Linked DNA regions of Mus musculus: region 2 is linked to region 1. A link is a contact called in ENCODE Hi-C or POLR2A ChIA-PET data. All regions are on one chromosome and are shown on one strand. The core of a region is the stretch at or near the end of the contact, and the rest is flanking DNA. Distances in the headings are between cores, read along the strand shown.

Region 1 (3,153 bases), core at 10-2,509:
GGAACCAGCCGCGAGATTCGCAGCTCTACGCCCTAGACTACGAGACGCTGACCCGGCCGCACTCCGGTCGCCGGCTGCCGGTACGCGCCTGGGCCGACGTGCGTCGCGAGAGCCGCCTCCTACAGCTGCTCGCCCGCCTCCCCTTGTTCGGCCTGGGCCGTCTGGTTACCCGCAAGTCCTGGCTGTGGCAGCACGACGAGCCATGCTACTGGCGCCTCACGCGTGTGAGGCCCGACTACACGGCGCAGGTGCGCTAGCTTCCTGTACTGCCCATTCTTGTTTCCACTTTCATTTTGCCCACCCTGGACTATACATCGGCTGGTTTCACCCACTCTGAGCCACCTGGGCATGTATGTCTCCCTTACCCACGTAACTTAGTGGCAGGGGCTGCATGTTGACAATCCTCCCTCTTGTTCTGCAGAACTTGGACCACGGGAGGGCCTGGGGCATCCTGACTTTCAAAGGTAAGGCTGGATGCTGGTTGGAGCCGGGGATGGTTCTCATATCATCCAGCCAGCAGGCAGTCAGCTTGTCTTCTTTCCTTCAGGGAAGAGTGAGGATACGGCTCGGGAAATCGAGCAAGTCATGTACCACGATTGGCGTTTGGTACCCAAGCACGAGGAGGAGGCCTTCACTGCGTTCACTGCGAAACCAGAGGACAGATTGAATTCTGTCCCCTATCCACCTCTGCTGCGAGCCATGATCCTCGCTGAACGGCAGAAAAACGGGGATACCAGCGTCCAGGAGCCGCTCCTGAACCTGGAGAGGACTCGAATGCGCCCCTGGGACTACCCTGCAAAACAGGAGACGAAAGGGAGGGCCAAGGGCACCCCAGTCTAACTGCCAGGACTGGCAGAGAGGTCCTGTGAGTCATTTGATGGACGAGTGCCTTTGACTGTGCTAGATCTTCACTTCGGTGGCGAGTTATATCCTACAGCCCTGACACATCAGGCAATGAATAATGGGGCAGATGACAGGCTGCTTGGTGTCATTTTCAGGCGGGCCCCTCTCTGATTCCTCGGTCTGGAAATAAACGCCAGGAAACAGCCTGTGTTGTGGTTTCATTACATGTGTACCGCAGGACAAGGGAGGAAAGGTGGCGGTATGGAGCAGAGCAGCAGGTGCTCCCGCACACTCAGGCAGGACTTGGGCGCCGAGACTGCGCTTTGGGCTCAAATGTGCTGGGATTGCAGAGCCCCAGGAGAGCCCGCGCCAAGAGGTCCTTTAAGGGAGGCCCCGCCCCCTTGCCGCTTGGCCCGCCCCATCCGCCGCCATGATCTGTCTGGTGCTGACCATCTTTGCTAACCTCTTCCCCTCAGGTGAGCACCCGGGCGGGGCCGGGCGGGGGTCGCCCGGTGGGGCATGCCTGAAGCCAGTACTCCCGCAGCCTACAGCGGCGTGAACGAGCGCACGTTCTTGGCAGTGAAGCCCGACGGCGTGCAGCGGCGGCTGGTGGGCGAGATCGTGCGTCGCTTTGAGAGGAAGGGCTTCAAGCTGGTGGCACTGAAGCTAGTGCAGGTGTGGGCGCACAAAGGAGCAGGTGGATCCGGGAAGGGAATCGGGACGGTCTAGGGTTGGGGCCCTGGTATAGGTCGCTACTCCTCCCCGTAGGCCTCCGAAGAGCTACTGCGGGAGCATTATGTCGAGCTGCGCGAGAAACCCTTCTACAGCCGACTGGTTAAATACATGAGTTCTGGCCCCGTGGTGGCCATGGTAAGTTTCCGATGACCTGCAAGGGGAGAGCAAGGCCTTGGGAGCTCTCATCTTGCTGACAGTAGCCCCTACAGGTGTGGCAAGGGCTGGATGTCGTGCATGCTTCGCGAGCCCTCATAGGGGCCACTGACCCAGGGGACGCCATGCCCGGTACGATCCGTGGGGATTTCTGCATGGAGGTTGGCAAGTAAGTCTTACCATCTTCCCTGGCCACCCCTCATCCTTCTCCCTCCCCCTGCTCACTTGCCATTCCCGCACAGGAATGTAATTCATGGCAGCGACTCGGTGGAAAGTGCTCACAGAGAAATCGCTCTTTGGTTCCGTGAGGCCGAGCTTCTGTGCTGGGAGGACAGCGCCGGACATTGGCTATATGAGTAGATGTTATTGCAGTCAGCATTACCAATCTGGAGGTTGTTGGTCTTCTGTGATCTTCACAGAGCTCAGCATCAGTAACAGTGCTGTGTGAGTGCAGGTCAACCCAACCTAGTCGGTCCAGGGACAACCACTCCCACCCCTTGTTGCCTTTCATAATAAAACTGCAGAAAACCCTTGTGCGCTGGTGAAGTTTCAAGACAAAAGTAGTGTTAAGACATTTATTACATACAGAGCAGATATGTGAGTTCACTTGCAAGGCCAAAGCCTGAGGAAAGTTGCACTGGCCCCTTCCCTCCAGTTGCACCCTCCCAACTAACCCTGGTCACGTCACACTCATGTGGGAACAGACAAGGGACATACATCACAGTGGAGAGGTGGCAGGGTGGTGGGGAGAAGCCTGCAGCTGCACACTGCTGCAGCTTGTTGTGGCCAGACAGGCTCAGGGGCAGTGCCCCTGGATCTGTGCTTCTCTGGTAGGAAGCGTGCAGTAGAGGCCAACTGACTCAGTGCCCCTGACGAGCAAGGCCAGAGCCAGGGCAGCACCTGCTCCCACACACTTGCTTAGAACTGTGCCCATCCTGGCTGGTCCTCAGCTCTTCTGGCCTCTGCCTGGAAGCCTCTTGTCAGCTGCTCTCCAAGGGAGCAGGCCACAGCCGGCAACCCTAGGCACTTAGTACGTGTCTGGGAGCTGGGCTCCTTGGAGCCCTGTGCAGGAGGCAGGCCCTTGGAGCACACCATCCTCCATTAACCTGAGGCTAAGCCTGCATCCTAGGACTGACTCTGGGGAGACCAGGGCCACCCTTCTTCCTGAGGCCTGTGCCTGCCCTGGCAGCCTGAGAAATTCTACCCTTGGGGCTTCTGGGAGGGGCAGGGCACTTGCTCCTCCAAGGTGAATCTTGTGTCCAGGAAGAGCCGAGGGGAACTGGTCTGTGAGGGGCTGGACAATCTTGGGTTGACGGGTATTTGTCATCTTTTGAAGCAGCTGCCCTTGGGAGGCTGGCCCTGAGCTTTCATGCCAGGTTCCCAGGTAAGACCCAGGCTAGGGACCAAGGGAATGTAAGTTTG
Region 2 (3,171 bases), core at 127-2,626, 40 kb after region 1:
ATGGAGGCAAGGGGAAGAAATAATACCCAAGTCCTTTGCCAATGTATCAAAAGTCCCCAGAGAGTCAGGGCTATGGAGAGTGGTATCAGGCACAAGACAACTCCAGGGCAGGTCTAGAAGGACCAAACACTGCAGACTTCTAGGGTACTGCCCCACTAGGCAGCAATATGAACCCAGAAGGTAAGGCTTAAGCTGTTGCCAAGGTCTACCCTGTTACTTGGCCTGTCCTTTTGTCTGTGGTCAGTGTGTGACCTTGATCTAGCCCAGACAGTTTCTGGAGCCAGTTCCCTGTTTCTGAGGTCACCCAAGCCCTCCTCACATCCTTTGAGGCTTTTGAATCCCCCCATATGTAGAGAACTTGATTAAGCCAGTTATGTGGTGCCCATGCATTCACAGCAAAATCTTGACAATCAAAAGGCAAACCATGGAAAGTATGAATGATTCAAGATAAGCAAAGCTTTTATCCTAGCTGTGATGCAGGGCCACTAACTTAATAAGAAGCCAAAATATCAAGATCGACTCTTAATTTCAATAGTAGTCTCTAAGACTGTGTCAAGTCAACTTCACTTAAATGGAATTTAACCTCATATAAGAAGGCACTTCCCATCATAAACCGAAGAGCATTTATTTCTAGAATTGTAGAATTCTGGGCTTTGTGATTCTAGGGCAACTTGCTCCAAAGACGGGAAGGAATAAAACCCAGAGCCAGCAGGCGGCAGCCAAGGTCAGAGGACAGCAGGAATGGGGGCCCATGTCTCCCGGACTCTGCACAGGCTGTGCTCTAGGTCCCAATTGGATGGAGAAAGTGGCACTCCCAGCAGCATCGGCATCAGCATCAGCATCAGCAGCATACTGCCGGCTGAGCCGAGCTGGCTGCTCCACGCTACCCACACCGTCCCTCACCGTCCCTCTCCGCGGCGGCCGGGGCCCACGCACCTCCTCGGCCTGTTTGCGCAGCGCCTTCTCGCGCTCGTATTGCGTGAGCAGCTGCTCGTTGTCCTCGCGTAGGAGCTCCAGCTCCACCTCGTGCTCCTGGTTCTCGCTCAGCACCGAGTCAAGGTTCTCCAGCACGTTCACCACCAGCGGCATGAGCTCCTTGACCACCTCCTCGTCATAGCAGTGAATGAGGCGCTCGAACTCGCGGTAGATGGAGCCCGCCAGGCCCGACACACGCTCCGACATGACCGAGCCCGAGCAGTAGTCGTCTTGGTACACCACCACTCCTCCTCCCTCGTCCATCTGGATCTCCATCATCGCGGCTACCGCCGCCGCCGCCAGCGCGGCTCGTTCCGGGGCCCGAATCCACGGGCCGCTGTCACCTCAGGCAGCCGCTACCTTAGGACGTGCCGCCGCCCAGGCCGCGCCCGTCACTCCCTTGCCGGAAGTCCCGCCTGGCTGCGGGGGTGGAGCCCCATCCAGTTCCGCCCCGAGCGCCTTGACGCTAAAGGAACGTTTCCGGCTGCGTTGCTGGTGGCTCTTGAGGACGTAGCTCAGTCTGATTGGAGTGACCTGGATGCTTCTCTATCTCTGTCCTGTTTGTCTTCAGACCTTTGTCATACATACTCTGGCCACCCTCAACGTTCACGCGACATGTGTCGCTTGCCCTGTTTCTGGTTGTTTCCCGCTCTGCTGGTTGCTTAGTTCCATGCAGTGCTTCATTTTGCACAGGACACCAGGTTCTAAAATCCTTATGTGTGGCGGTACTTTTGAGACAGAAATATAAAGCGAGTCGATCTATATGTGTTCATTTGCTGGGGACACCATGAACCTGACTTTGAACTACTTGCTTTTTTTTCCTCTTTCTTTTTTTTTTTTTTTAAATTTATTTAATGTATTCACCGTTGCTCTCTTCAGACACACCAGAAGAGGGCATCAGAACCCATTGTAGATGGTTGTGACCCAACATGTGGTTGCTGGGAATTGAACCTAGGTCTTCTGGAACAACCAGTGCTCTTAACCACTGAGCCATCTTTCCTGCCCTTGAACTACTTTCTTGCTTACGTGGTTTTCCCGGTCCCCAAAGCCTTCCAAGGCAGCTCAGATTCACATCCTCTTAAAAAAAAAAGTTACTTGTTATTTTATGTGTATGTGTTTGGTTGTATGTAGACTTGTGCATCACACACATTCCTGGTGTCTGTGAAGGCCAGAAGAGGGCATCTGAATTGGAGTTAAGAAGGTCAGTTGTGAGCAGCCATATGGATGGCCAGAACTGAACAGAGGTCCTCCCCTCTAAGAGCAAGTACTCTCAACTGCAAGCCACCAGATCTTACTCTTAACCAACACAGTCCTTCTTGTAGCTGAAGTCCAGAGCACTTAAAACATTCCTCACAATTTCATATGCAAAGTCTTACTGTGTAGCACTGGCTGACCTGGAACTTGGTATGCCTGGCTTCTGCCATTCAGTATACACCATTACCTGGGGCTATACTTCCCTCATCTTTCCAAACACATAGATAAATACCTACTCTAAGAGATTGTTTTGTAACATGCCTCAGACCTTAGCACAACTCACTCCATGATGGAAGTCCAATTCAGGCTGTAAAACTCGGCATGTAGATAGCACCACCTGCCAAAAGAATGAAAACAGACCCAATCCCTCAGTGTGGATAGTTCTGAGAAAGTCTCTAAATTCCTAACTTTGCTTTTTGGCTTCTGTAGTTCTGCCTCTGACTAACTGTTCTTGTTAACTGAAGCATGCCAACCCAGAACATGGCTTTGCCCTTAAAAGCTCATCCTGAGAAAGGCTCAAGGCCTTTCTTGTTTGAGATCCTAAACACCCAGTGTACTCACCAGCCAGCTAATAAAGACTTTCCTATTGGCTTAAAACTATGTCAGAGCATTCTTCCACGGTGAACACCCCACAACATTTTCAGGTTGCCTGAATTTTGATACTGATTTAATTTTTCAAGCCTGCAAAACTGAGCCTACGTATTATATTATCAACCAACTAGGAAAACAGGCTGACGAGAAGGGGCATACTGCAGTAGCACTTGCAGTGACTGCTACCCGAGCCAGTTATTAGTATTTACTGTAGATGGTGTTTCACTTGTATGTGCCCTGTGCCCACAGAAACCAGAGGAGGGTGCTGGACGCTCTGGAGCTGGAGTTAACTAGGGGTTTTGAGTGTCACGTGGGCTCTGGAAATAGCATCTAGATCCTCTGGTAGAGCAG

Evidence for each region. A loop is a pair of places that touch in the nucleus more often than their neighbours do. ChIA-PET counts read pairs that join two places held with the same protein, here RNA polymerase II (POLR2A).
Region 2: a loop to region 1 is called in a map of heart, with 8 times the contacts of the local background. The contact joins the promoter of Mapk8ip3 here to the promoter of Nme3 in region 1. A Hi-C loop is called at or near these places in 2 of 37 maps with a recorded cell type or tissue (adrenal gland and heart). POLR2A ChIA-PET finds 5 or more read pairs at or near these places in 3 of 5 experiments (Patski and embryonic stem cell).

Annotation. Positions count from the first base shown.
Region 1 is chr17:24,895,241-24,898,393 of GRCm38, forward strand. Nme3 (NME/NM23 nucleoside diphosphate kinase 3) reads left to right here and starts at 1,260. Exons shown (of 5, transcript NM_019730.2): 1 at 1,260-1,319; 2 at 1,388-1,518; 3 at 1,612-1,713; 4 at 1,788-1,900; 5 at 1,974-2,291. The coding sequence starts at 1,274. The coding sequence ends at 2,091. Mrps34 (mitochondrial ribosomal protein S34) reads left to right here. Exons shown (of 3, transcript NM_023260.2): 1 at 1-248; 2 at 422-464; 3 at 548-1,049. The coding sequence ends at 840. Mapk8ip3 (mitogen-activated protein kinase 8 interacting protein 3) reads right to left here. Exons shown (of 33, transcript NM_001163449.1): 33 at 2,266-3,153.
Region 2 is chr17:24,935,601-24,938,771 of GRCm38, forward strand. Mapk8ip3 (mitogen-activated protein kinase 8 interacting protein 3) reads right to left here and starts at 1,377. Exons shown (of 33, transcript NM_001163449.1): 1 at 937-1,377. The coding sequence starts at 1,254.